2 separate regions of the Mus musculus genome follow, and region 2 is linked to region 1. The links are chromatin loops, found by intact Hi-C in ENCODE. Cell type or tissue: left cerebral cortex. All regions are shown on one strand. Each heading gives the region's core, and the rest is flanking DNA. Links, peaks and the distances in the headings are about the cores only. Region 1 overlaps Phactr3 (phosphatase and actin regulator 3). Region 2 overlaps Phactr3 (phosphatase and actin regulator 3).

Region 1 (15,427 bases), core at 2,883-10,882:
TAGGATGATGGACTTGGGAGTCTGTTCCTCTCCTCAGAGTGGCCACACTGAATAAATCTCTTTGTTCTGTTTTTACTTTGTCTTAATTGTCCCATTGAAGACTAGAGGCCCAACCTAGCTTGTCTGGGCTACAGGACCCAGACTCCAACACTAGCAGCTCCAGAAACATCCCCACTCCGTGACTATGTACAGCAACTCTCCTGGTCAGAGGCAGTGACTGTGTATTGGATGATAAGAGCCAGAGGCCTCATCTAACCTCTGTATACTCCCCTCTCAGCTGATCACAAGCTGCCATCAGAGAGAAAAGGGAGTGGGGAGACGGGTACTTGGGGGACTAAACCACCAATGCGATTTGGAACAAAATATTGGGAAGCATCAGAGGCCAAGAGGTCCATTTCTTGTGGCAAGGCAGCAGGCTCAGGTTTGACAGCCATCCCTAAATACCCAGCATGCAGGATATGAACCTTCAAAATCAGATTTAAAATGTTCCAAGTGTCACATGCAGAAGCACCCTCCTCTGTGGCCTCTACACCTGGAAAACTGCCGAGTGACCGTAACAGCTGGATGGTGTCACACACGCCCAAGGAAGGCTAAACAGGGCCAGGCCGGTACACCCTTCAGAGGCAGGGTTAGCGCCCCCTACAGGTCTCTCATGATCACGCTGCTTAGTATAGAGGCAGGAAGTGGCCACTGCCAGGGGTGAGGGTTGGGAGGGATGCTAGATGTTTATTTAAAAAGTAGGAACAGTAATACTTTCCTTTCTGTTTCCGGAAACTGCAGGAAGTTCCCTCCTCTGGGTGAGCTTATCCATACACACATCTTGGGTCAGCTCGCTTTGACAGAAATTCCTCCCTACGACTTTTTCTGTGTGAAGCAAACAGGAGTCTTTCTATAAGAAAATACACCTCCTAGACCCACGCAGGTCCCAACTCTGCACCATGCCAGAAACAACAAGTGGTCAGAACAGAAGGTGAATAAGAACAAAGGGAAGAGACCAAGGCTGGGCACACACTTGGAAGCAAGACAGGACACTTTATGGTCTTCTGTGACCCCTGGGCCCCTGAATTCCTGAACAACACAGGCCCCAGTCACATCAACCCTAGGCCCCGCCCACATCAGCTCAGGCCCCACCCATATCAGCTCAGGTCCCACCCACATCAATCCCAGGCTCCGCCCAAATCAACCTAACCAGAACTCATTTTCTCTCTCGCCAGCAGGTGGAGGTGTGCAAGCACAGGGAAGAAAAGACGGAGGTTGGCTCAGCTGAGAAGTGTAACAGCAGCAGTGCACAGCTAATACTGTGCATTCCTGGGTGTCCAAGAGGAGGCTGCTAAGACTTCTGGGTCCTTCTGACTTTAATGTCTCCAGGAGGCAGGAAGCCACAGTGCAAAGCAGATAATTGACATTGATGACTGAGCAACTGAATCCAGCTATCTGACCTAGTTCATCCTCAGACAGTATCAACTAGTGTCATCTAGTAGCTCATGACACTGTTGTTATCTTCAGGGTATCCCAGGTGACCCCACTGAGGGATGCTCTCTGTGTGAAGAAGTAGCTTCTTTTAGAGAGCTACACTGTCTAGACTGCAAAACCTCTCTTGAAAATCCTGGCTCCATGCCGGCAGAGCAAAGGCTCTGAGAAGTTCTGTGGTAAGAAATCCTTGTCAGACTATTTGATCACCCACAGGAACGGTCGCCCAAGACTGCCAAATACAAGGAGAGCTGTAAGGCCAGGCTCAACGTATTCCTATTAAGAGCTGTTAATGATCATTTCTTTTGAAAACAAAAGTCTTCCTACTACCTGTAGTCAAAGATTATACCAGAAGTTGGTTTTGAAATCTCTAAGCTATCATCTCATCTCATCTCATCTCATCTCATCTCATCTCATCTCATCTCATCTCATCTCTTAGCTGCCCAAGGCTCGATATCCAGAAGTAATACTGAAGTTAAGGCAAGAAAAATGGTCACCATTGCCACTTCTGACACTGGATGGAAAATGGAGACATCACCCAAGCAGCCTTTGTGGTAATGACAGAGCTCTAACCAGAGTGCCATCTGCTCAGGATCAGCCCGTGACTCTGCCAATGGTCACCAGGCCTCTGGGCAAATGTCTAGTTCCTCAGGCAAAGCTGAGTGCAGACCTGTGACTCTCGAAGCCCTGGAGATGCTGGGTGGAGCTGGGAGCATGAGCTTAGACAGGAGACGATGGGGTCGTGGGTGGGAGGGAGGAAGGGAATTGTTACTACCAGGTCCACTCTTTCTGCTGTTCAGATGCTTCTAGCTTTTCTCAGAGCAAACTCTGAAACAAAGGCTCAAGCAAGAAGCTACCTACATCTTCACAAGGGATAAAAGCAGTTCTAGAGACATTCTAAAAATTATATCTTACAGAATAAGTGGGGTTGGGGGAGAAAGCATTTAGGAAGACCTCAAGACTCCAGTGCAAATTAAGCAAAAGTCTTACTCAAAATCCAAGTGTCTGGACTTTCTAAAACCAAAAAGCAAGGCGTGCTCCTTCCATAATGCCAGTGACAGCTGTGGACAAGCAAAGGTTGTTCTTAAAAGAGGGTGTCTTGGATCGAGGGAGACGCTCAGTGAATGGAGTGCTTGCCTTGTAAGAGGAACTTATTCAGTCCCCAGTACCCACTTAAAAAGTCAGCCGGGGCAGTGAGCGCCTGCAGTCTCTGGCTAGTCAGCCTGGCCTCACCAGCAAGCCCCAAGTCCCAGTGAGAGACCCGTTCTCAAAACCATAGGGATAGCTCTCAAAGAATGACATCTGAGGGTGACCTCTGGCCTCCACACATTTGTGGGACATGTCCCTGAGTACACATGTACCTACATGTGTACTATGTGCTTGAAAACACATGTTTCCACATCTGCATATGCAAAACACCTCTGTATACACAAAAGCAGGCATCTTGCTTTGTTTAATGTTGGAAGACTCTGAGCCAGAAGGTTTGTATTTTAAAGGCACGCTCCTTTCTCATTTTGAGGTCAGTGATGGGCAGATGTCTGCTCTAAAGGCCAGGCAACAAATGCCAAGAGCTCTGTTGACTACCTAGCTGGGTACCAGCCAACTAGCCAGGCTGTGGGAGCAGAGACTCTGCCAGAGTGGATAAGCAAATCAATGATTGTGACTATGTTTTAACAAAACTTTATTGATAAAAACCTGGATTTGCTCCATAGTACAACTGTTACTCTGGGAGGGTCCTTTGGAAATGTCTTAAGGGAAAAACTACTATTTGTTCCTTTTATAAGGCAGGAAATAACTGGCTGAAGGTCCTAGTTGGTCATTTACATCCTCTAGGGCCCAGGGGTGCATTACTCTCCCACACTACTGCAGCTTGTGACTTGAGTCTTTAGCTCTACCCAGCCTGAAAGCAGACCTTTAGCTCAATTTATAATTTGCTTTTGAATTAAAGGTTCATTCATTTTACATCCATCATGGCTATTTGACCATGAGGATCAAGATGAAGTAAAGGTCCAAAAACAGAGTCCAGCAGGGCCCTGCCAGGGCTCAGTACGTAGGTAAGAACCAAATGCAGACAAGCCAGGATTTTTTTCAGCTTTAAGTTCACCCATGGAAACCAGTCTAAGTACGTGTACATCTCAGAATCTTTCAGGACACACGATGTTCCTGAAGGTTTGTTGGGTATGGTGACCACCGGACTCACTGTGCTGGGAAGAGACCTTCCCCGCAGGAACAAAGGATCCCGAGAAGCACACAGAGGCATGGGAGTGTGTTCCACCTTCCCAGGAACTGATTTTGCTCGAGGCCCCCACCCTGCTGGCCCTGCTTCCTTTGGTGATTGTCACAGAAGCAACAGAGCAAGACGGAGATCTCCAACAGAACCAGAGTGGCCAGCAACTGTGATGGGGGCCTGTCCTCCATGAACAACTCCTGGTGGCTGTCTGCCGGGTGACCTTGAAGATAGCCAGCATTGTGAGGAATGGTCCTTCTATGTCCAGAGAGGTCTAGCCCACTAGGCTATTAGGCAAAGACATGGACATCCCCTTTCCCTCTCCCTAGAGCCAGCTTACCCAACTCACATTGCACTGGGGGCTCCAATCCCTCAGCTTCCACGGGGACCTGGGTGGGTACACAGCGCCACTCATTTCTCTCTTTCTTGGTGCCTGACACTGACTCTTGGTAGCTATGATCCATCTTAAGATGAGACCAACTCTGTCTGTGTGCAGTCTGGGGGCAAGGGATGGAGACAGCAAGAGGACAATACACCAGAACAGGATATTCGTGGTGTCTACCTTCCTCAAGCTGGACTGGTCTCGTCAATGCCCACCTTCTGTGCCTTCTGCACATATCCACATCTGCAGCCCCCTACCTATGAGACTGCATGGTACTGCCCTGTCCTCAAACCCTGGGAATCTTCTCATCTCTCCCATGACCTCACAAATTTCCTCAAGTTCCTCATCAGCACTAGACCCCAGATTGGCAGTCTTACAAGCAGGCTATTCACCATAACCCAAAACAATACTTCCTTCTCCTGGGAGGAGGCAAACACTGATGGTAACTCCAGCACCCCACACAAGTCCTAAACATGGACCCCAGCACCTTGTATAGTAACTCAACTCTAAACCACCACTCCACTTCTCAGCACCCCACATTATACCTCAACTCTGCACATGTGTGTGTGAGGATGAATTCACAAATGTAAGGACTCAGGAGAAACACTGAGGCAGTCTCTGTGGTTAGAAAATGATGGGTCACTTCACCAGGAAAAGACTTCATGGAAAGCTAACACAATGGAGAACCAGTAGCCAGTAGGCACTAACCAAGTTTGAACAAAGACAATCAAATGTAACAAAAAGGTACTGTGAGGTCATGTCCCATCTGTGAGCCCATGTGACTGCCATTTAGGGAGCTGGCCCTTGTGGCTGCTGTGACATTGCTGATAAGCACTTCTGAACTGTCATAGTCTCCAGAGTTTCTGGTTTCAGGTTTTTCACGCATCTGAAGTGTTGGAATTGCTGGGATGGTGAGTAATTCTAAGCTGAACTCTTCCCCGATGGCCTACTTGGGCTTACTGACTCACCAGGACAGATTGGTTCATTCTACAACCTAGATCAGTCCCCACGGAAAAAAGAGGATGAAAAAACAATCATAAGAGACTGTGTGTTTGAGAGTTCATATGTAGGTCAAGCCACACACACAGAAAGCATGAGTGGCTGCCAGAGACTGGGGAAACTGAGGGGCTGTATCATCCCTGGGTGCCATGGGGCACTCTAGAGAGACACAGAAAATGACTAGATGGCCACACACATGTACTGAATGTCACAAGCTGTCCGCATCACTGTGGCATGAACTTGACCTCAAGTGTCCCAAAGTAAGAAGGTGACTAGCAGTTGAGCCTCTGACGCCAGTTGACTTTGTGCTAAGTCCTTTGCACACCTTGCTGAGCTTTGCCTTCAAACTAACACATGAGGGTGCACAATCTCCCACAGGTGAGAACTACTCTCCCACCAATGCCACAAGATATGAGCCCCGGGCAGCTGAGTGCATACCTGACTCACACGCAGGGCCTCGTGCTCCTGGCGACCTGAGGTGGCCAGGGGGACACATGTCCTCTGCTGAGGAAGCAGAGAGTACAGAGCCCCTGAGGTTGGCAGTACAGAGAGGAATCAGAACAGATAGATGGCTGAAGAGCTCAGGACCCCATTGTAAGAATCAAGACAGGATTAGTGGCCATCCAGACAGGGCAAGGAGAGTCCCTTCCTGTAAAGTGACAGGAGTGATCTGGCCTCGGCCATGGTGTTACAGTATGGCAAGACCACTTCACTCAATGCCATCAAATTAAACCTTTACTTATTTTTATTAAGAATTTGATCAAAGGCCAGGGCAAGGAATCAGTGTGTCAAGTACTCACTTGACAAGGTTGAGTTTGAATCTGCAAGGCTGAGCATGGCTTCGCAAGCTTGTAACCCTAACATTGAGCATCACAGAAAGATAGATCCCAAGCGCTTGCTGGTGAGCAAGCCATCCCGCCTCAAGGGTGAGCTAACAGTTCACGGAGAGACCCTGGCTCCAGGCAACAAGCTGGATAACTACAAAGGAAGACACCAGCTATCTTCTGACTTTGAACTCCATGTTCATGTACATAGACACACACACGCACACACAGGCTCGAGTGCATGTAGCACACACAGTTCCTAACTGCACACATACATAAAGATTAAAAGACACCATAAACCAATCCAGTATAATAAAAAGTTAAAAAAAATTGTAACATATTCAGCTGACCCACTCTGCTCTCTACAGCATGAAAAGGCCTGGAGGTCAAAGAGGTCAAGTATGTGTGTTTTCATTGAGTGTACATCCCAGAGACAACACCCCCCACCCCCGGAAAGGCTCTGGATGCATCAGCCTCCACAGGGGCCCAAGCACCACAGGCTTCAGGACTCTCCAGGTAAGGAAGCAGCACCAGTTCCCGAAGCCACCCAAAGCAGAGGTGCTTAGACCAGAGTCAAAGAAGGCACACACTGGCCAGCTGCTCTGTGCACACAGCAGAGACTGGCCCAGCCACCTCGCCTCCCTCTGACTCCTCACTCTCCAGCTGCTGGTACAGTACAAAGGGTCTTTGATCACAGTTGTAGCCCAGCAGGAAAGCTTGCACTTGTGGTTTTAATGTTTCAGCCAAATGGAGCCACTGGGGACTACTAGGGTCTCAGCCTTGGAAATGATTTCTTCCCTCATCCATCAGGCAAATGTAATCAAGGCCAAGAGGGCCAGCCCTTGCTTCAGGTTGAAACAAGTCTGAGTAAAGACAGAGAAGAGGACCCCGCTCCTGAGCCCATTCGTTCTCTGGGGTGGCTAGCTTTGCCATGGTTAACTCCTCAACATGGTGGAGTTATCAGAGAAATCTCGGTCAGCTGTGAATGAGGGTGAGGCAGAGATGTCCGGAACCTCACACATATCTGGGACTTGGAACTGGGGCTCAAAAGCCGAGGCTGGCAGCTCCCTTAAACGACGAACAGTTACCACTTAACAGCCCAACTCCTGAAAACACAATCCACACGGAATTGTCATGTAAATATCCATGGTAGCATTGTTCCTAACAGCCATGTGGTGAGACAGCCCAGAAGTTCAGCAGTGAGACACACAGTGCAGCTAATCTATAGATAGACAGATTCGGCCATAAGGGGGAGCAGAGCGGCAGCAGGCTGCAGCATGGCTGGACCCTGAAAACAGGGTACCAAGCAAAATACCTAAATCATAAAGGACCACACACCGAGCTAAGGAGACGCCTCAGATCAAAGCACTTGCTTTGTAAGTGTGAGGCTCTGAGTTCAAATCTCCAGCACCTAAGGAAAAACTGAGGTATGGCTGTGCATGGCTTCTAACCCCAGCACTGTGGGAGGCAGAGGCAGGAAGATAGCTGGAGCTGACTGGCTGCCAGCTCAGCTCTAGGATGGGGGAGAGACCTCATTCTCAAGAGAATCAGGCAGATAGTGATGGAGCAGGACAACTGATGTCCTCCTCTGGCCTCTACATGGGATGGGCTTCCATACCAGCATATGCAGACAAATGTACACACACATAAACACACACACACACACCCCACACACAAACACATATACACACATGCACACACCACACACATCCACCACATATAACACATGCACACACATGCACATAAACCACAGATGTATACATATGTACACACACACAACCATACACACAGATACCACACACACATTTATACACACACCACACTTACACACAGGAACATTCACACAAACAGGCACACTCACAAACATACCACACACTGCACATACATAACACATTATACACATATATACAATAGATACACACATACCACACACACTCACAAACACCACACATACACATACACACACATAATGCACACACACATACCACACACTTTCTTATTTTTATGAAAGGTCAGAACAGGACAATTTAGAGGCAGAGAGTACCTGGGTGCTCATAGACTGAGGAAGGAAATGGGGTGTGATTCCGTAATGGATGAATGGACACATGAATGGTTTCCTTTGGGGTGAAGAAAACATTTAAAATCAGCCTGTGATGAAGGCTGCAGTGAGAGCTCCCATAGATGCCTCAGAACCCAACATAGCACATGCGTGGACTTGAGTATGTGTTGTAGGTCCCATAGCTGAGCCAGACGACACCCACGTACGCCTCTTCTCTTCTGGCAGGGATCTTCCTGACCTGACTGTATGTGGACACCCCGGATCTAACACTGCCCTCCATTCCGTGAGGTCCAGACCATGTCCAGATACAGGCTCCATGTCAAAGCAGGCACAGCATTTGCCAATGTCTCTAGACCTTTCGGCCCCTCCCACAGTCACCTCTACCTGTCAGTCTGTTGTCATCTGCAGTGCCAACAGTGGTGCTGCCCCTGCCTCAGCCCCATCCATTGCTGCTCCCCAATCACCCAGAGAGAAATAGTCAAAAACTCAGACCAAGCGCAGTGCTTTTCAGGCATAGCTCTCTGGAGGCTCCACGCACAGAGAATACTAATGCAGATTCCCCTGGAAGGTATAGGTTGTGTCTGACAGTCACTTGCCTTGAGCGGGTGGTACACTCCAGCCACACTGAAGGCTACACTCACATCCTGCTTCTGTGTCCCATCATGGCCACCTCATAGTCTCGGCAGTGGCTCTTCTCTGTGACATACCCAACACTACTGAATTGAGGACTCCCCACCTGAGCGCCCACTGAACAAAGGCGCGGCTTCCCCAGACCCCTTCTCTGTGGTCACTTTCAGCTACTGGTCAGGTAGCCACTTGAACTTTCTGTCCTGGCCATCTCTCCCCTTCCCACTGGAACAGGATTGTCTTAAGAACAAGGACTTGGTCTGTCCCTTACCTCATGACTTCACGTCCTGGTGAAGCAGGGTTTGGGGCCCCTCTCCTGTTAAAGCTCTTCTGTTAGCGGATGGGAAACTCACAAGCCTGGCATCCTTCTCTAGCGGTGCTTGTCACCCCTTGCTGTGACAAGCGGCTCCTCTTGCTTCTATGGCCTCTCTTTTCTTTGGTGTCTAGAACAAACATTAGATACTCTTCCCCTTGAGAGCAATTCTCTCCTACCCCTTGGTCTGGCCCATTCCCATTCCAGGTCACAGTTTAAACTGCTTTGGAGATAAGACAGGACCCCGTGAACCACAGGGACCCAGCACAGCCGTCATGGCATCCCACAGAGGGCACAGACCATCAGCAAGTTGGTCTTATTGGTGAACCAACTTTTACACCAGAACAGGACCTCTTACAAAGCCAGTGAGACCTCCAGGGAAAGGGACCTGCAGGCCTGTTTTACTTGGTGTGGCCAAGCCTCAGTTCAAAGAGCCAGAGTGCACCGGGTTTGAGTTCTGATGAAACTTTGAGATTTGAGGAAGTTGACTCCAACCCGCTTAGCCCCTGTTTCCTGTTGCTGGTGAGTGAGATAAACCTGTCCCTGTCCCCTGGATTATGCATGAGAACAGGGAATCACAGTGTCTGGTGCTCCAGCTGGCTATGTTGTGAGTGACTGTCCTCTAGGCCAAGCAATTGCCATCTTGGAGGATTAGGCAGAGCTCCCCAGCAAAACCATCACCCCAACTGGGCTCCTTGACTGTTTACATTCATCACAGAGGGGTGGGTTGGGGTGGGGTGGGGTGGGATGGGTCACAGAAGTTCTCTATCACCTGTTGTATGCTGATCTACCTTAACTGTAGGAGGCCTTTGGGAGGGGCTGGAGCACAGGAGCCATGGAAAACAGGGAGAGAAAGCTTCCTTCCATGTTGGGAGCAGGAAAGAGCATGTTGTATTGTACTGCTCCCTTGGGCTATATGAGGAAGCTGTAAACCTATTGGTTCCCCAGGGGGAACTTTTGCAGACAGCCTCAGCTTGTTCCTGGGAACCTTAGGAGGGAAGGAATTTTAGCAACTCAACACCACCTTCAGCATCAGCTTCTCTTTTCTTTCTCTATCTGTCTCTGTCTAATTTTGTCTGTGTCTTTCTGTCTGTCTGTCTGCTTCTCTGCCTGTAGCCCTCTCTGTGTGTCTCTGTCTTTATCTCTGTCTCTTTGTCAGTCTTCACTCTGTCTCTCTATCTGTGCCTGTTTCTCTATCTGTGCCTGTGTTTGTCTCTCTGTGTCTACTTTATGTGCCTCTATCTCTGTCTCTCTGTCTCTGTGTATCTTTGTGTCTGTCTGTCTCTGTCTCTGTCTCTGTCTCTGTCTCTGTCTCTGTCTCTGTCTCTCTCTCTCTCTCTCTCTCTCTCTCTGTGTGTGTGTGTGTGTGTGTGTGTGTGTGTGTGTAGAAAACAATGGGTACTCCCTAGTGGAATGTGACAACAGTCTCATTAACATCAGGGACAAGTGAAGAAACCAGAAGAGAGTCCTCCAGGTCCCATGTGCTTCTGCAACCTGGCCTTTTCTTCTAAACCTTTTACAGTCCCCTAAAGACCATGCTCAGGGGAAACAGCAGGCTTATTCCAGCCATTTCTATGCAGAGGTGAGCTGAAAGCTGCCACTGCTCCTTGTGAGCTAAAATCCTACCATCCATTCAAAACCCTGCAAAACTGGGCAAACTTGAAACTGCCATAAGGAAAAAGTGAATGATAGGAGACCCCCTATAAGAACAAACCACAAATAAGAAAAAGTGACCCTCCAGCCTGCTGTCCATCAAGCCAACAGCCCCTGAGGGACAACATATTACTAATTTATTCATCTGGTATTGGTGAGGGCTGCAAACCAATTTATTAAAACAAAACAAGAACGTCAGGCCACCATGCACTTGGCTCCATTAAACTTTCAGAAGACCTTGCAGGTCCTTGTCTAAAGGAGGAAAGACTCCAGAGGAACTGGTGCTGCCTGGGAAGCAGCAAAGCCATCTGGTGACAGTGTGAGGCCATGTGACCTCAGCCAAATGGCATGTCTAGCAGGGGAGAATCAACTCCACAAAGTCAAATTCTGACATCAGTGTGCACCGTAGATGGTATACAGTCACCGCCATACCAGTACCATGCATGCACACACAATAAACTTTAATTTTTGAAAACATACACCTTGTTTGTATCAGAGCTGTTTGTTACCCAGTTCATTCTCTTCTTTACAGATCTCTTGGGAAAGACAAGTCCACATGTCATGACTCAGGATGGCACAGGAAGGCACTGACGTCCAGTTCCACCACTTGACACCAAGTTAACAAAGCCTTTGCTTGTCCTTTCTAAGCATGACTGTCCTGACTCTAGACCATGATTATCTACCTTCCAGAACAGTCATGAGAAGTGCAGGAGACGAGGAACCAGGCTCAGGCTCTAAACATAAATGAAAAGTTAGCCAGTGTGTGACCTTGCAGATTCTATTCATGTAACAGTCCTGTTGGACCCAGGCAGATTCTGATGCCAAGGTTCCAAGGGGGCTACTGCACTCTTGTTAGGCTCTACAGTGCATCTGGAAGAGGGGACACAGAACCTTCCAAATCATTCCTCACAGAGGCTAAGTGTCTCCAGTCACCTCAGCCAAGACTCCAAATGAAATAGGCTAAGTCCTCATGTTCTTTCCACTACTAACATCGTCCATCCTTCTCCCCCCCACCTCCCACCCCCCACCCCAAAAGAAGATTCACTGAATAAACACTCTGGGTTCTTTTAATTTTTCATGAAAACAAGAAATAATTATCTTAAAAGACTGTTAGAGATGGAAGCAAATGAAGGCAAGAATAACTTTCAGAAATCATCTCACAGGTGACAGTTCTATTTGGTCGCTGTCATCCTCTGAGTATAACTAGTTTTCTGGCTTTCATTCATTCACTTGCGCGTCCTACCAGTGGTAGTGATGAAGCACCCAGCACTGTACGTGGGACTTGCTGGACCAAACTGGCATCAGTGTTAGTCTGAATGCAGACTTTGGTCTGTCAACAGCCTTGTGCCCAGAGCCTGCAGCCTCCTTGGTGACCAGAATCATACAGACCTTGTTTTTAGACCCAAAACTTGATGGATCGCAATCCATTTGGTAGAATGATCCTGAGAAAAATGGGGAAAATTATCAAACTGTAGTGGGCTGCATATCACACTCATAGATTGCAAGGCTGAGTGTTTTAAGGATTATATTTAGTCTCTAGACATTAAAACATGAATAAATGTCCTGCTATATGCAGGTGGCTTCTTGTAGGTGAGGGCAGATCCTCCGTCCTGGATTGAAGAGCCTCCCTGGGCAGGAATGACCAGAGTTGTCCTCTGGAAAGACATGAGGCTTAGACTGAGTAAGATCAGAAGATGTTGGAGGAGCAGAGAGGAGGCAGGTAAATAGCCCTGACTATAGACTCTCAACCTGTAAATGGGACTTAAAGGAAGAAACCTGCTCCCACAAGAGGCTTCCACATTTGGTGGTACCAAGTGTGCTACAGAAAAGATATTTTTTGCTGAATAGATATACAAAGAAGTCTTTTCTCCTAAGAGAAACTATGGGCAGGCCCCTGGCCTGTACTCTTACTTTTTGTTTTTTCTTAGTTTGCCATGTTCTGATTTATGCTAGTGACTGCTGAGTAACCAGCCTGCTTCATGAGGCCAGGCTAGCCCTATGATCCCGCTTTGTGTAGCCAAGATAACCCTATGGATCTGTTTCATGAGGCCAGGATAACCCTATGCTAAAGTCAGAAAAGGCATTCCTGGAAGTGAAAATGGCAAGCAGCCTCTCTTGAGACAGACACAGAAATACTACAGAGAATGTTATTAAACCTGAGACTGGGGTACACAGGAAAACAGAACCCTGCCAGAGAGTCAGGCTCCTTCCAGAGAAATTATTCATCCAGTATCCGAGACCACTGTATGGGCTGCTGAAAGAAGATACGTCACATAGTCATTTTTAACAAATGCAAAAAATAGCATTTGGTGAAACTGGCACCCATTCATGATTAAAAATGTTCCCAGCCTCAGAGACCTTCCTGAGACTCATAAAGTATGCACATGAAGCTGGCCTCAGACTCTGCCATACAATGAAATATTGAAGCATTCCCTCTGAGGTCAGAAACAAGCATATAATAACTCAGAATTATACTAGAGGTGTTAAACTGTCCAATAAAGACAAAGAAATGGAACTACAAACTAAAAAAAAAAGTTACCTTTCCCCTTCAGAGAGATGTTTTTATAAAATCCAAAATAATTTTTAAAATTAGAATAATTTTATTACTAAGTTAATTACTTAGTTAATTACTAAGTTAATTACAAGAAGGTCCAAGAATTGAAGATTTAGGAAATGATGTTTAAATAATGAGACAATCTTACTATCATTAAAAAAAACCATGAAATCTTTCTAGAATAATTTGGTGAAATATGTTCACTGGACACTGTGCATGAGACATTGGTAAGAGGACAGCAGAGTGGCCAGATTACAAGGCACAAAGCACAAGGCCAATGTGTCCCGTTCAAAACTACAACAGGTTTGTGTCAATGAATTAAAAGTTTATACCGAGAATGGCTAGGATGGTCTAGATGAAAATACAGTGATAGGACATGTTTTATTTCGGATACCCTGGCATAATGAACCCTTGATGCTAATGCTGTATGTAGGTGAGGCAGACAGGCCCATATGCTCTCCTAATGAATTAACTCATTGTCCTGACAAGATACCTGAACATAAGTGAGCTTAAGGGAGGATGGCTTTAGTTTGGTTCACAGTTTGAGATTACAACCCGTCAATGCAGGTGTCTTAGTCAGGGTTTCTATTCCTGCACAAACATCATGACCAAGAAGCAGTTGGGGAGGAAAGGGTTTATTCAGCTTACACTTCCACATTGCTGTTCATCACCAAAGGAAGTCAGGACTGGAACTCAAGCAGGTCAGGAAGAAGGAGCTGATGCAGAGGCCATGGAGGGATGTTCCTTACTGGCTTGCTTCCCCTGGCTTGCTCAGCCTGCTGTCTTATAGAACCCAAGACTGCCAGCCCAGGGATGGTCCCACCCACAATGGGCCCTCCCCGCCTTGATCACTAATTGAGAAAATGCCTTACAGCTGGATCTCATGGAGGCATTTCCTCAACTGAAGCTCCTTTCTTGTTGATAGCTCCAGCCTGTGTCAACTTGACACACAAAACCAGCCAGTACAGCAGGGATGGCACAATGGCCAGGGCCTGACAGCTGAGGCAGTCAGCCATGTGGCTCTGCAAACAGATGAACTGCCTGCTTCCCTTTCTCCTTCAAGATTTGAGGATGAGAGCAGATACAAATAAGATACTAAGTATCTTATTTAATGACACCAAAATAAGTGATAAGATACTTAATTATCCTTAAATAAGATACTAAGTAAAAATGTTAATAAATTGACCTGTATTGATTTTCTGGGTTGGGAGATGGCCTGATCAGTTAAGAGTATGTATATACCGCTCTTGAAGAAGAACAGAGTTCTGTTTCCAGCATCCACTTTGGATGGTTCACAGTAGCCCGAGGGTGTGATACCCTCTTCTGGCCTGCAGGGGCACTAAACTCATATGGGCAAACCCATACACACGTACGTAATCCTAAAAGAATTATTAATTAATATTCATGGGATAATTTCATGAAGTGAATCTGAAGAGATGTCACGTTGAAGAGTACCAACCAAACACTGATATTTAGAATGTGCATTTTTAAAAATTTCCTAGCAGTTACCACCTCAGAATTTTGACAGGCTCTGAAGGTGCTTTGGGACAGTGCATACAAATGGCCAGTGAGAGAAGGAAGAGATGGTCCTCGTCACTGGTTTTTCAAGTCAACACCAAGTGACCTGAGATGAGGTTTTTCCATCTGCAGACCATAACGACTGGAAAAATGTAAAAATAATGACACTGACAAGATTGAGGGGGAACAGGAGACTAAGGAGCACCCAGAACCTCCAGGCTACAGGAAAGCTGATACCAAGATAAGTAATTCAGAAAACTCTTTAAGACCATCCACAAGAGCATCCATATGGGCTGCAGTTCCACACCAGTGGGAAAAAACAACCAACCAAGCAAGCAAAAAAAGTGCAAGGACTAAAGAGTTCCTAGTGGCATTTCTTTTTATAACAGGCAAATACCTGGAACAAACCGAATGTCGTTAACAGCAGGATGGATGAATGCAGTGGCTTTGTCTCCCAACCCAACAATGTAGGGTACACTATGAGAGTAAATATAATATTCCCAGAGCCATCAGTGGACCAACCTAAAGAACTTTGAGGCTGAGCCACAGAGAAGCCAGGTGCAAAATGTTATACCCGGCTCCATTCTGAGAAGACTCAAAGACAAGCAAAAGTAAGCTTAGAGAATGCAAGTCCAGGCAGCGAGCATCTTGGGGTGCTGGCAGGGTTGAGGGTGAGGAGCATGCTTCCAGGCCACCGACCATGTCCTGCTTTGTAGGCACCCCAGGGATTCCAAGGCCTTGTGCGGCTGACTGCCTGCACGCTCCAGAGCTTGGCATTTTTATAAGCATTGATAAAAATCT
Region 2 (15,427 bases), core at 3,355-11,354, 47 kb after region 1:
CACAAAGGTCCATGGGGGCGTCTCAGGAAATCAAACCTCTTTTGCTATGCACTTCTCAGCAGCCATGTGGTGAACGATAACTCCTACCTCCAATATAAAATGCCGAGCTATCACCCTATCCTTCCCAGAGTACCCCACACAGAAGAACAATGGCTGCCTGTGGCCCAGAGATGCCACAGTCAAAGCAACTAGGAAAACAGCTGCATCCCCGTGCTGCATCCATCGCTCTGCAGTGAAAGAGGTCAGATCTGCCATTGCACGTCAGGCACTGAGAACCAGCAACCAGAGAGAGATTGATATAAACACTTAGTGGCAAAACTCACATGCAAAGAAACCCCACGCAGGGCTGGAGAGATGGCTCAGCAGTAAAGAGCGCGTGGGTCTTAGTTACAGTTACTATTGCTGCGGCGAGACACCATGGCCAAAGCGAGTTGAGTAGGGAAGGGTTTGTTAGGCTTACATTTCCATATCACCGTTCACCATGGAACAAAGTCAGAACAGGAGCTCCAACAGGACAGGAACCAGAAGGCAGGAGCTGTTGCAGAGGCCATGGAGGGGTGCTGCTCATTGGCTTGCTCTCTGTGGCTAGCTTATCGTGCTTTCTCATAGAACGCAGGACCACCAGCCCAGGGATGGCACTACCTATAATGGGCTGGGCCCTCCCCATTAATCACTAATTAAGAAAATGCCCTTATAGGCTTACCTCCAGCCTGATCTCACAGGAGCATCCCCTAATTGATGTCCCTCTTTCTCAGATGGCTTTAACTTGTGTCAAATTGGCATAAAATTATCCAGCACAACTCATTTGGTTCTCAGAAACCATATGGATGGTTCATAAACCACATGTAACTACAGCCCCAGGGGATCCAACATTCTCTTCTGTGAGAGCACCGCACACACTAGCATGGAGATACACACACATAATGAATGAACGAACGAAAAAAATGGATGTGGAAGTCTCATTCAAGAAGCAGATTGCTTAACTTCAAAAGACCAAACTCCACTGATAATGCTCCCAGAGAATGAAAGCCTGCGGGCCACTAACCATCCCAGTGGGGCCTGTGCTGCTTCCTGAGATACACCCCACTTTCTCGTTCTCAGATTACCATCTTCAAAATCTGATGAGGAGAAACCAGCTTGCCAGTAGATATGGGTGGAATGTGAGATACCCCTTATATGCTCCTATGCTTAAACACTCCCTCCCCATCTGATACTGCCATGTTGGAGCTTCCAGAAGATGCAGACAACCTGGGAGAAAACAAGGCTGCTGGATGTTGGCCCTGAGAGCCTGGCTGGAGAGCCCTGCTCTCTGGTCTGCTGGGATGCAGGGAATGCCAGCCCCACTCTCCTACCACCATGAGCTCTCCTTGATGGTCAGCATCCTCTCACACTGTGAGTCCAAATAAGCCCACCCTCACTTAAGCTGCTTCCAGAGAGCATTCTGTCTCCAAGATGAGAAGGAATGGAATATTTAGCAGAGAGTCAAGACGGCCTCCAAGCTTCCTGGTTCTACACTCCCCAGTGATCAGCTGCTCCAGTCAGCGCCTCCTCAAGGGTCAGGCACAGAGAAGATCATGAAGTGACTCAGGGTATCCATGGACCTAAGCGACATAACAGGCATCAGTATCTCTTCAGTTCCTTCTAACCTTCTCAGACCATAATCTGGCACTCGTTTGCCTGTGACATCCTGACACCTGTTGGTGTTGTATTTACAAAGTTCGGAGAGTCCTCTGGCCTGACACCCTTGGAGGGAGATCATGTCTAGTGTTAACTACATCTAGGTTTTTTTGTATATTGGTTTGGTGTGTGTGTGTACATGCATACACACACATGCTCTCAACATGCATGTGTGTATGTGTTTGCTACATGAGTGTACACATGTGTGTGCGTGTGCATGTGTGTGTATGAACAGGTACTCTGAATGCAGAGTCCAGTCTTTGTATTTCTTCTTAGTGACTCCATCTTGCTGTTTAAGAGGATCCCTTGGTGATCCTGGAATTCACACATGGGCTGGCCAGTTCCGGAGGGTCCTCATTTTTCCCCTCCCCCAGTGCTGGGATTACAGACCTAGGTGATGGTCTAGGTGACAGGCCATGCCTGGCTTTTTATGTGGGTGCAGAGACCACAAACTCAGTCCCTCAAGCATATGCCACAAGCACTTTACCCACTGAGTGTCTCCCCAGCCCCCTATATGTGGCTTTATAGTCACTGTCTCATTTTATGGCTGCCTTTCATCAAAAACAGTGCTATTAGATTTCTGTTTCTGACAAGAGATTTCCTTTCAGAAAGAATTTTTTTTAAGACTTTGATTAAAAGAAAGTGCTCAGCAAATTGGATGCAGGCAGCAGACAAACAAGTGAGTCTGGGAAGGAGTGAGACTCAGCATACATACCACTATGGCCTCCTCCAAGGGTCCTTCAACCCTGACCACTCCCTGACATTAGACCACAGGTCTCACTGTCAATCTGTCCCCTCCACAGGGATGTCTAACGGGCGTCTCAAAGTTGTCATAGTGACAACTGTACTTCCATCTCCTCCGACTGCTCTACCATAGCCTCTCTTCCCCCAGCTCCATTCTTCTATTGCTGAGAACAGAGCTAAGTGCCCCCAAGACAGCCGCATCTCCTCCCTTCTCCATTCATTCCTTCAGCCAGTCTTGTCACCACCGTCTTCTAGACATGCACTCACTGTGGCCATCTCCTCACCTGCCTGGATCTCGGTGTGGCCTCCAGCCTGGTCACCTCTCTTTCTCACTGGTCTGTCCCCACCATGGGGGTCCAAGGACTCTCTTAAATCAGTGGCTGGATGCTACTCTGAATCTCAAACCTCCGGAGGCTCCCATCACATTCAGACGAAAAGTCAACTGATCTCCATGTTTATATTGGAGCATCCACTGCTTACAAGGCTTTTGTCCAAACAGAAATCTGCCACGCTCATTTCCTAACTCCATCGGGTTCTTGCTCAGATGCCACCTCCATGTTGCCACCCCCACCCTGCCCCTGTATTTAATACTCTGTGGTTTGCCTCTCACCACAATGATAAGTCTCCTTCCCCTGGCCTATTTTCCTATTCATTTCCCACAATGCTTCCTGCTAGCATGCAAGACAATAGTTGGCATTCCTGTCTAAGCCCCCACAGCACACACTGGGGACAACAGCAAACTTGCTTGTTCTGCCCACAACCCCTTCCACCACTGGCTTCCATGCATGCTGACAGGTAGCTGGTAACTGAGAGGCCTGCTTCCTGTTCATCTGAGCCCCAGGCAGGATTGGGACCATGAGCCTTGCAAACCTGAGTCCTTGGAGTTCACCGACAGTGCCCTCCTACAGGCTCAGCCTCTCACACACTCTACTGACTAAGGTGCTTGCTATCTGGCCCAGGAGCACATGGGTCAGACTGATAAGGTTCTCCAGTGGATGGTCACACACCCAAGAGTACATGGGCAGCACAAATTGGACCTGATAGGTTTAGAGAAACAGAGGGAGGAGTGGCATGGGTATGAGAGGAACTGGAGGAGGGGTGACTATAACCCAAACACATTGTACAAATCCTCAAAGAACCAATGGAACTATTGTAGATAGGAAGACAATAAAATGAGAGCTTCAGACAACAACAAAATTATATCGATTTCCTATCTTCTTCCCTGGTGACAAGTGTGTCAAGTCTATGGTCAGTATCAGAGGCTCAGATCCTGTCATGGAACCCTGTGGTGTTCCTGCTGAGATCCATGCTACTCACACAATTATCAAAACGACTTATGAAAGTTTTGAATATAAAATCAGGAAAAGAAAAGAATCCTGCAGTGAGTGACCCCATGTTGACCTGCTGACTTCCAGGCTTCAGCCTCTTGCTGTGTCTTCTGAGCCTGTGTAGACTTGGGTGTGAAACACTGAGTGAGTGGGGGTCGCTTCCCAGGCACCAGGCAGGAAGAGAGTGTTTTCTGCTGGGTGTACTATGTGTTCTGCCTCCACAGTGGCCACAAGCCACATACAAATCAATGGCACAAGTTCTCCCCCGGAACTTTTTAAAGCCAGGCAGCAGAATGGAAGACCCTGGAGAAGCAACTGGTACTCGACCCATCTTCCCTCTGAGTGGATCTGAGAACATCCATAGACAAAATCCTTCTGGATCAGATTGCTATCAGGTGGCCAGGAGGGGGCAGGAGGGGGAAGCATAGAGGGTAGAGACTGGGAGTGGGAGTGAGGAGGAACAAGGGGGTATGGAAGCAGAGAGGGCAGAAGATGGAGACAAGTGGAAAGGGAGAGGGAGGGGAGGGAGAGAGGAGGAGAGGGAAAGGGTGGGAGAGGGAGGGGAGGAGAAGAAGAGTGAGAGAAAAGGAGGGGAGGGAGAGGGAGGGGGAGAGGAGAAGGAGAGAGACAGAAAGAGAGAGACACAGTCACACACACACAGACACAGAGAGAGAGACAGACACACACACACAGACAGAGAGAGAGACAGGAACACACACACAGACACACACACACACACACACACACACAGAGATAGGCACACACAGACACACACAGACACACATACACAGAGAGAGAGGAGAGAGGAGAGAGAGAGGGAGAGAGAGAGAGAGAGAGAGAGAGAGAGAGAGAGAGAGAGAGAGAGAGAGAGAGAGAGAGAATGAATATAAACGTGTGTTCATATCCATACCCACACAGATGCTCATAGAGCAGCTCGGCTGAGACAAGCCTGTTGCATTAACTTACACTCTACCATCCCATTTTCCTTTTGTTTCTGTCTGTGATGAAGATGCAGCCCAGGGCCTCATACACACTGGCAAGAGATGCTCTCCCAAGTCTCTAAGGCCTGTCTTGCCTTTTGAATGCTTATCAGATGTCTGGAGAGAGAGAGAAGCCTCCCAAGCAACATGACATCCACAGCTCCACCAAGTGGCAACACCAGACCCCACACTGTGTGTGCTCACCAGCAACACATTCATTCGTACCTGGATGGGCCAGACAACCGAGTACTTCAGGGTCACATGCCTGACTTCATTCTCCCGAAATACCAGGATCACATCTCAGTGCAAGGCCTTCTTCCTGTCGCCGCCCTGTACTCAGCCCCAGCTAGCGAGCCTGACTTACATGCTTGGTTCTTTTCCAGTCAAGTTCACCCTCAACCATACGAACAGGGCACAGCAAAGCAATGTCCCCTGTCCTTCCATCTATTGCTGAAGTAGGGTCTCTACTCCCTAAATCTCTGAGGTCATCCAGGAGGACCTAGATCTGAGGCACAGGGCATGTGCCCAGCACTATCATCCAGGACGTCTGGAGAACCAAATCATCTTGATGGCCCCAGGTCTGAAGACTCAAAAACACCCACAGATGAGCCTTGCATGATTCAGGTACTCGAAGCTCAGGACCATGACTCTGCCCTGTGGTCCTGTGGCAAGATTAACAGTCCTTACCCTTTTGGTCATTACCAGGTCACCTAACAGAACTAAGATCAAAAGGATAGGTTTTACTTTGTGTCTATGTGGTACGTACATGTCTGTGTGTGCGTGTGCGTGTGTGTGTGTGTTCATGCACATGCAAGTGCTTATATGTGTACATGTGTGTGCTTCAGTGTAGAGGCTTGAGGTCAACCTTGGGTGTCATTCTTTATCTTTCTCCTGAACTGTCTTTTATTGGTCTGAACTCACCAATTAGGCTGTGCTGGCTGGCGAGGAAGTCCCAGGGATCCACCTGCCTCCACTTCTGCAGTGCTGGGATAACAAGGGTACATACAGTACCACATCCAGCTTGTGTATGTGTGTTCTGGGGATCAAACCCAAGTTCTCATGCTCACACAACTAACCTATCTCCCCATCCCTATTTTGTAGCTTTTAAAAATAATTGACATCATAAATTTAATATACAATAAATAAATGTGCTTAGGTGAGGACTATTTTCATCCCAGAAAACACAGATTACCGAGCCCGGTAGCTGCCGTGCACAGAAGAGACTCAGCTGTGACATGTCAAATGATGTCAAGATGCATGAAGGAAGGGAGCTAAAAATAGCACCACAGGCTCAGCACCAAGAGCTCCAGGGCTCAAAAGCAGCAACCTTGGGACCCAAGAACAACTGGCTTCAGCCACCTCCATAAGGCTGGGTACTTCTGACGGACAACTTTACACGATCACAGTTTGTGACTTCAAGAAAGGCAGGCTGCTCCTAATAATGATATTCTGAGCATGCATATTTAAACTATTTTCCCACAAGCAAGGTGACTGCATTATGTAACAACAGTGTTCAGACACCAGGCTGAGGGCTGTAACACTGACTGGGGACTCTACACCTTAGTAATCAAGGAATTAATATGAACAAATTTCAGCAAGAAAAAAATGTATACACATTGCCAGCCCACAGAATGGCAAACAACTTGAGCTACTCACTTACGGGTGTGGCTCAGGAACAGACCATGGTGTGAATAAAGAGACAGTGAATTTCCAAGAGGGCTTCCTTTTCAGCCTGTTTTACTTCACCTGTAATGTCGTGAAGCTGAGTAGTGGTGAATTTGCAGATGTCTGGGAATGTTTACTTCTGCAAGAGTCACACCTAGGTGACAAATGAGTCACACCTAGGTAACAAATGAATGTTACCTTCTAAGTGGCTTCCCTGGACCCTGAGTGCCTCATGTGTGTGTGTGTGTGTGTGTGTGTGTGTGTGTGTGTGTGTGTATGTGTGTGTGTGTGTGTTTATGCATGGGTGTGTGTGCATGTATGTGTGTGTGGTGTGATGTGCGTACCTGTGTATGTGTGTATATGGTGTGTGTGTGCATGCATTCGTGTGTGGGTATACATGCATATGTGCATGCATGAATACATGCACATGTGTGTGGTATGCATGCCTTGTGTGCACACCTGTGTGTGCACATGTGCATGCATATGTATGTGTGCATGTATGTGTGTTTGCGTGTGTATATGCACATATGTGAGTGTGGTGTATGTGTGCATGGGTGTGCATGTGTGCATGTGTGTGTGTGTGCGAGTATCTGTGATGTATTAGTCCTTGAGTTTGTGTTTTTAAAACTAGCATGCATTTCACCCTTCTGTACTGCATCCACACAGCAGAACACACAGCCATGCGGCACACCAGTGTGTGAGATGACCTTCTTTTCTGGGCCCCCTAAGGAGAAAGCTGGTGGGGGGTGAGTCTGTCAGCATGCACAACTCTCCCTTCTTCAGAAGCGCTGAGGAGCCAGAATGTACAGTTCTCACTGGGTCGAAACATCCTTGCATCCTGGAACATGGCAGGCACCTCAGGCAACCATTAACTTAAAATCACATACCGTCCTGACTCAATTTCCCCCTCTCCTTTTCTGCCTCTAACTTGAGACACCCAACCTTACTTCCAAACCAATGAATGCTTTCACAGGAAGAACCAAACAGTAACCTGCATATGTCCCCAAGTCAGGAAGCTGGGACAGAGGCCCCAGGGGGACAATCACTCCTGACAGGGGAAGGTTTGTCTCCAGCCATACATGGATGCCAAAACTGCCACCTGGGAGGGAGGTTCTGCTGTATGCTGAATTTTTAGAAAGCACAGCTTGAGAACAGGACACAGGCAGACCTGAGGAAGCAACCTATTGTTTCCTGGAAATTATCCTGCATTCAGGATGAGCAGGCATGCAGATGTCTAGCCTGGAAGTAACGGGTTACAATGGCATTCCACGAGAACACAAGCTGACCTACCAGCTTCTTCTGGGCTCTAGGACACAGCTCAGGGTTGGTCCTCTCAGACCCATGGGAACATGAAAATAGGACCTGCCTGTGGGAGAGGGTCAGCACCTTTCCCAACCGCAGACTCCCTCCAATCAGTCATAGTCCTTTGATTCCAGAAAGAAGGTCGTTCCCCAGAACAGCCGCAGCAAGGATTTGCTCAGCCTTTGCCTGTCAAAGGTCTTTCCTAAATAGACGCCCACCCTGGGGGAATTAAACTTGCCTCATGGCCAAGGTCAAGGGGTGGCTCTGGATGGAAGGCTCCATTTTCCCCAGCAGCTCGGCTTCCCTGCAGCTCCTGGATGTTCCCTGGTGCCCTGGGAGGCAGAGACTGGCAAGGAGCCCCGGGCTCGTTCACTCGCTCATTCAGACTCACTGAAAACCCTCCAGCCTAGCAATTGCAAGGAAGGCTTCCGTCTGCCTTTGGGGGCTGAAGCCCATTATTATCTGTAAACATTCTTAAATATAGACATGCGTGAGCGAGGCAGGGCTGGGGTGAGGAGGGCAGCCCAAGGCCAGAAGAGCAGCTCAGGGGACCAAGGGCCTGGTCCATCCCAGCCTCCACTCTGCTCCATATCTTCAGGAATACAGCCTGGGCTGGCAGCCCACTAGAGTGAGGCAGAACTCTCCAGACCTGAAGCCCTAAGCCTCATGCACAAACCCACTTTTCTAGCAGCTGCTTTCAGACTTGGGAGGGTTCGGAGGATGACAGAGAAGGAGTTTCTCAGGGATTCTATGACTCTTCCACGCCCCTGCCTGCAGTCCTGATGCCCTCACTGTGTCTGGAGCCCAGCTTGTGGGTCACGGTTCACTACAACAAAGGGGGTCTGACACTCAACCCATGGACAAAGATCCTGAACCCTAGTCATTCCACAGAGTGATGGGGAGGCCACTATCCGAGGCTCACCTGACACCCAACACGCACCCCAGGTCCTGGGTCACTGGCTCAGGCATGGGAACAGAAAGTCAGCCTCAGAGGGCCCAGGGCACAAATGTCCATCCTCAGCCTTGGTGGCATTCATGGCAGTGGCTTCTATGAGGTAGGGCTTTACATCATGGGACACCAACAGTGTGCCTTACCTCTAGCCACTGGATTCTCTCATGAGCCCCCCATTCTACTTCAGTTATAGCCAACGTTCTTGACATTCTGCCCATATCCCCTAAGGGCAGAAGAGTCCCTAAGGTGGAGGTCCCTACTTGGAAGAAAAGTTGCTATGAGTGGGAATGGTGCTCATACCCACAAAGAGCCAGCCTGGGCTAAAAGCAAACTAGCCAAATCCCAACACTGGGTTCTGTGCCTTCAGCATGGTCCAGGTCCTTCCTCAAGTGCAGGTGGGAGATCTGAACCCTGCTTCTGCCTCAAGAGGGACATTGGGCTCCTTCCTTCTCAGTGTCTGCCTAGATAACAGGTACACCTGTCCAGGGCTGAAACAAAGAGTTCAGCAGAGCAAAGCCTCGGGGATATGAACTGGGGGAAAGAGAGAGAGAAGGGAAAAAGGATGAGGGGGCAATAGAGAGATGAAGGAACCCCAAGAGTGAGCTCCAACCCAGAGCCAGGTCTTCCGCAGAAAATTCCTGGGGGGAAATTGCACATCTATTGCATGTTTGCTAAGAGCCATGTCCCATTAAGGATTCTGGATAATCTAATTCCACAGTCATTGATGACACTGAGAAGTTGCCTCTGTCCTTTGCAGAGTCCTTGCCCAGCTAATGACACCTTTAAGCCCCATCCTGACTCAGAGGAAGCCAGCCTAGGGCACTCAGCTGGCCTAAGGATACAGAAGGCTGGAGGGTTTGAATGAGTCATTATTCGATCCAGGGTCATGGTGGGGGCAGCTGTGGAGTTGGGGGATGGCTTCTGGTCCTATTGAGCTGGCCTCACTCTGGGTTGATCTATGAGCAGACATTTCTATATCTATAAGGAGATGGGCTACTCAAAGCTGACCAACTGCCTTGAGATCTGATAATCTACATCCCAGCACCCCATCACATCAGCACTACTGGAACATCTCAGGCAATGTGCCTCAGGTGGGAGTTTTCAGGCTGGTCACAGGAAGCCACTGAAAGGTTGGTCATTTGAAGGTAATGTTGTGCTTCTGTGCAAAAATAACAAGCCATTATTTAAGAAGACACAGGGTGAGGAGCCGGAGTCCAGCCAGACTAGCTTAAGGGGAAAGTGGATAATAGAGAGGAACTTCCAGAGTCCCAGGCTCCTAGACCTGCAGCCAGTACCTGTGCCTTCTCTCCATCTCTCTGGCCCCTGATGTGCCTGGTGCACAGAGGACAGCCAGCTGCATCTCAGCCTGGTCTCTGCTTCAGTCTCTCAATCTGTATGTTTCTCGTTTTGTCTTTCTCTCTTCACTGTTTCTCTGTGTCTGTCTTTAGCTTTTTCTCTCTGTCTCTTTCTTTGTGTGTGTGTCTGTCTATATATATCTGCCTCCAAATTACCAGTGTAACTGTCACAAACAGGCATTCCCTGAGTCCTGCACCAAACATCCCTCTCTATTCTGCACCGCTCACTGATTCTCTGGAGCACTAGCTCTAGCCTTATGTCCCTGTGCAGTAGACCAGGGGCCCCGTGTTTTGGCTGGGACAGGTAGATTTGGGGGATATGTGAGTGGTCCCCAAATCAGGCTCCAGGCTGATGGCATGGCACTTGATGGCAAAGGGTGTCTTCACAAAGGGTGTTTCTGTGAGGCTAGGAAAGGAGCCACAGAAAGTATTATAGAGCCCAAGTGAGGAGGAGCCAGCTTTGGCTACCACACCAGGGGTATCCAGCAGGTACCAGACTCATAGTCCCTCTTTCTCTACATCTAGGTCCCTGCATCTAGATTCTTTTTGGATTTTCAGTCTTCTTCACAGACTGTCCTTGGGGGCTAGGCCCAAGCGCTTCCACGCTCCTGCTGATAAGCCCACACTCCACCTCAGTTTGCCTGGCCAAATTAACTATAACCTTTAGTGTTCCTGTGACCATTGATGTCCCACAGGGCCTCAGTGGTCTCCTTACAATTCCTAGTACCCCTGGGAAGATGAAATCCCCCACTTTGGCATCACAAGCCCTCCACATTCAACACAGAACCAATCAAGTCACCACAACCAGGCCACTAGGATACTCACTTTAACCCACCCCTACCTTCCCATGAGAACACGACACACCTGTGTTCCTTCTTCACTCAGACCGCTAATCTTGCCCTCTACTAAGATATGGAAGTTGCATTGGCCTCCCTCCCCCTCAGTCCCTCCCTCAGCTCCCACAGGGCATTTCTACCCAGTTCAACCTGGAGTCCATGGGCACCCTTCCTAACTGGCGCTTGGCCATCACTGCAATGTCTTGGTCCCACCCTCTGTTTTCAATGCCCAAGTGCATAGCTTATGATCCCAACATTGTGCTTTGGAACAAGTTCATTTCACTTGAACTCAGAGAGGCACAAATAGCTCCATTGTCTTTACTCAGCCCAGCCAATTCTCTACCTGTTCCCCGGGCATTATGGGGTCCACCGAAATCAAACACCTTGGTGTGAGGAAGCAGCACAGGCCAGACCAGCCCTTTGGAGTGGCAACTGTTTTTGTTTTATGAAGCTGTGGTGGTTTGTAGGCTTGGTCCAAGGGGTGGCACTATTTGGTGGTGTGGCCTTGTTGGTGGAAATGTGTCACTGTGGGCATGGGCTTTAAGACCCTCCTCCTAACTATGTAGGAGCCAGTCTTCTCCTAGTGGCCTTCAGATGAAGATGTAGAACTCTCAGTTCCTCCTGCACCATGCCTGCCTGGATGCTGCCATGCTCCAGCTAAGATGATAATGGAGTGGACCTCTGGACCTGTAAGCTAGTCCCAATTAAATGTTGTCCTTATAAGAATTGCCTTGGTCATGGTGTTTGTTCACAGCAGTAAAACCCTAACTAAGACAGAAGCCTAGAATATTTGCCTACTCAAATTTATGTCTCAGAATCTATCATGAGAAAAATATAAGCTATTGCAAATACTATGAATGCTACAGACATAAAGGAGTCCCTGCGATGTTAGTAATCACAGCAAACATTTCAGAGCTCTGAAAAATGCCCCCACACCAGGGGCACAGCTAAGTAAATTTTGCTAAAGTGAGTGTTTCCCTGGGAGACTGCTTGTGCCGTGCCTGCAATTTGGGAAATGAAACTTCAATTTAGACTACTTGAAATAGATGCTTTCGCTTGATTACAAAATAAGACAAAACCAGCAAGCCAGGTGCAAAGTAAGCAGGCTGCACCAGTGAGGGGAGAAATAGATTGTTCATGAGAGAGGGGGAAGGGCAGAGGAGCCTGAAGAGGCCTAATCTCCAACCTCATGGAGACTGAAAGACATGGGGTGAATGGGAGAGGGCTTACACAGAGGCACAGCAGGAGCTGAGTGAAGAAGAGGCATGGTGCTCCTGGTGAGTGTCAAAGGGGAGCCTTGAGCCAGGATCTGAATGCCTTTGCTTTTCTGATCCCCCATACCGATTAGCAAACAGCCCTTTGGTCTCAGCCCTAGAAGGAAGCAATGAGCTGAACACACCCAAGTGTATGTATGATGTCTGCAACCAACAAGGGACCCACACCATGGGCTCCGGGAGGACGCTGGGAGTTGGACTGAGATAAAACATAAGGCTGAGATTCAAAGGCACAGCAGCCAAGTGTGGTCTTGGGGATCCAGGCTGGGTCATCATGTGTTTGGAACCATGCCAGTGAAGAAGGTTCCGTGGAGGAGCCTCTGAAAGGGCTAGAGGTCAAAGTCACCAGGAGGCTGAGAGGCAGCGCCGTGATTAGGGCGAGGAGCTGTTCCGGTTCATTTTGAAGAAGAATCATCCTGCATGGTGCAAGGTCAGGGCTACCATCAAGAGATGAGCAGCTGAGCTGAGAGGGAGGGAGGAAAGCCATGCCCACCAAGAGATGAGCTGCCGAGCTGAGGGAGGGAGAAGAGCCATAGTTTTTGATCTCCTTTCAACCTGGAAGTTCTCTTTATCACATCCACATTCTATGTCCTTTAGGGGGGTTTGTCTTTTTGCCTCCCTTTTATTTATTCGTTTTTATGCCCATTTATTTGCCTATTTATTATGTGTGTGTGAGGGAGAATGGAGTGTGTCTGTGAATGTCTGTATATAAGAGTATGTGGTGTGTGTGCATTGTGTGTATGATGTATGTGCATGTGTGTGTGGTGGTGTGTATGTATGTGTGTGTGATATGTACACGTGTGTGTATGTGTGTGTGATGTGTGCACATGTATGTATATGTGTGTGTGCATGTGCTGCAGCACATATGTGCGTGTCCAAGGACAACTTATAGAAGTTAGTTCCTGATATCATGTGTGTCCCACAGGACTGAACTTAAGCCCTCAGGCTAGGCAGCAAGCACTCTCAGAACCAACTCGGCCACCCCTCCTTATCCTATCATTCCCTGATCTTCTACACAAAGTGGATCTTTGGCAAAAAGAACTTACTATGAAAGGAGTCTTATCTCTCCTAGTGGTTTGGGGGAAAGGAGGGTCAAAGGAAAATAGGCACCTATCAATCACCTATGCTCAAGAGGAAGTGGGAAATTCCACACCACTGTGTGACCCTAGTGTCATCCTAGCCATGTGTTCAGAGGACTCTAAACGCTGAGTCTCACACAGAATGCTCTCATTAAAGTAAAGCCTAGGAGCTAGAGAGATGGCTCAGCAGTGAGAGCACTTGCTGCTCTTCCACAAGACCTGAGCTCGGTTCCCAGTACCCATAACAGGCAACTCTCAACTGCCTGTGACTTCAGCCCCAGGGTATCTGGTGCCCTCTTCTGGCCTCCATGGGCACTGCACTCACATGCATACACACACACACACACACACACACACACACACACAGTTGCACATGCATGCATACACACACAGACATATACAGAATTGCACATGCATGCACACATGCAAACACAAATGAATGAAAATAAAACACTTGCCTTGAGAGGCAGCTCAGCACTCAAGAACACTTGTCTCTCTTGAGAAGACCCTAGATAGGCCCCCAAACCCAGACAGTGCTCCTGGCCATCTCTAACTTCAGTTCCAGGGCACTCAGTGCCCTCTTCTGCCTTCTGTGAGCACAAGGCATGTATGCGGCCCACAGACATATGTGGAGACAAAGCACACATATGCATAAAATAAATACATCCCTAAAATAAAAATTAAAAAAAAAACATAAAACCTCAAAACACAGAGCTGACCAGGTCCTATAAGCACAACCAAATGCTCCCAGTTTGCCTGCAGCCCCACTGCAACAATGTTTCATCTTCCACTAAGAGATAGCCTAAAGTCCACAAAATCCCAGAGTCCACCCCAAGGCCACACAGCTTGGAAAGGGCATGGCAGGGCTGGATGAGAGCTAGTCAGTGGGCCCCAGGACCTACACATATCATCAGCGAGATAGGTCAGCGGCAGCAGGGTGTGTGTGCATCATGTCGTGCAAGGCTCAGGACCCTCAGTGAACTGAGTATGTGATGCATACGTCAGAACTTCAGTCACTATGGCAGAGTGTATCAAAAGCTGTTCAAACTCACGCATGACAAAAAATTAACGTAAGGGTATCACTAGAGGCAGCCCTGCGACATATAAGTCCATGCGTCTTTCTGGTCCAGTGGTCTAGAGTCCTAATGCTGGTGTCTGTCTTCCAAAGCCACTAGCAACTCCATCCTGGAACCATCCTGGTATGGGCTGAACCTTAGCTATTTCCCACAGGCTCCTGTAGTGGCAGCTTAGTTGCTGTCCAAAGGGCTTTGTGGAGTGGCTGGATCCAGAGGCCTCTGCTCTAATGGGAGAATCAACCCACTGACAAACTGAAAGTGTGAATAGACTGTTGGGGGGAGTGGCAGAGCTTGGAAGGTGGGACCTGGATTGAGGAAGTGTGTCACTGGGGACATATCTTTGAAGGGTCTATCTTTTCCTCTCATGAGAATGCTCTCTCCTTCCTATCCATCATGGTGTGCCATATTGCCCTCACACCCATGATTGTAACCATGAACCTGAAGGAAACAGCACCTCCCTGAAGCCACTTAGATTGGGTACATCACCACATGTCCACAGTAATTCCCCTTCCTCCCAGAGGTGTATGGAAGACTGTGTCCTGAAGACTCACATCCACTCAGACTTCAGAGAGGGATCTCACTTAGAAATGAGGTCTTTGCTACCCTCCGAAAGACCCAACAAGCACCTGAAAGAGTCAGATGCAGTTATTTGCACCCAACCAATGGATAGAAGCAGCTGACCCCTGTTGTTGAATTAAGGAAGGCTGAAAGAAGCTGAAGAGGAGGGCGACCCTGTAGGAAGACCAGCAGTCTCAATTAACCTGGACCCCCGAGATCTCTCAAACACTGGACCACCAAAAGAGGCAGCATACACCAGCTGATATGAGGTTCATTCAGAGATGAAGCACCTAACCCTCAAGTGACTGGAGGCCCCAGGGAGTTTAGAAGTCAGGTGGGGTGGGGGTGGAGACATCCACATGGAGATGGGGTGGGGTGGGGAGGAGGTGTGGAATGTGGAGCAGTCGGATGGTGGATGGGGAGGAGTGGGGGATGGAACATGGAGTATAAAAAATGAATTACAAATAAAATTAAATTAAAAAAAAGAAATGAGGTCTTTGCAAATGTCATTAACTAAGCTGGAATGAAGTCATCCTGGACTATGTGGGAAGCCATTCTGGTGACTCTGTCCTCACAGAAGGGAGGACACAGAAGAAATACA

Evidence for each region. Hi-C counts contacts between places; a loop is a spot of excess contacts. Peaks named below come from ENCODE experiments on the same cell type or tissue, not always from the same donor. Only the 100,000 strongest peaks of a DNase experiment are listed, where the experiment ranks them.
Region 2: a loop joins it to region 1, with 9 times the contacts of the local background. A loop is called at or near these places in 4 of 42 quality-filtered maps.

What each region holds. Positions count from the first base shown.
Region 1 is chr2:178,232,693-178,248,119 of GRCm38, reverse strand. All of the region lies in intron 1 of Phactr3 (phosphatase and actin regulator 3), which reads right to left. Among named protein-coding and RNA genes, the nearest start is that of Phactr3, 98 kb to the right of the region's middle. In left cerebral cortex, for the core only: no CTCF peak of the experiment used is centred there; DNase peaks (open chromatin) are centred at 4,961 and 6,483; H3K27ac peaks cover 3,408 bases.
Region 2 is chr2:178,185,701-178,201,127 of GRCm38, reverse strand. All of the region lies in intron 1 of Phactr3 (phosphatase and actin regulator 3), which reads right to left. Among named protein-coding and RNA genes, the nearest start is that of Phactr3, 51 kb to the right of the region's middle. In left cerebral cortex, for the core only: a CTCF peak has its summit at 4,906 (motif pointing left); a DNase peak (open chromatin) is centred at 8,074; H3K4me3 peaks cover 362 bases; H3K27ac peaks cover 2,160 bases.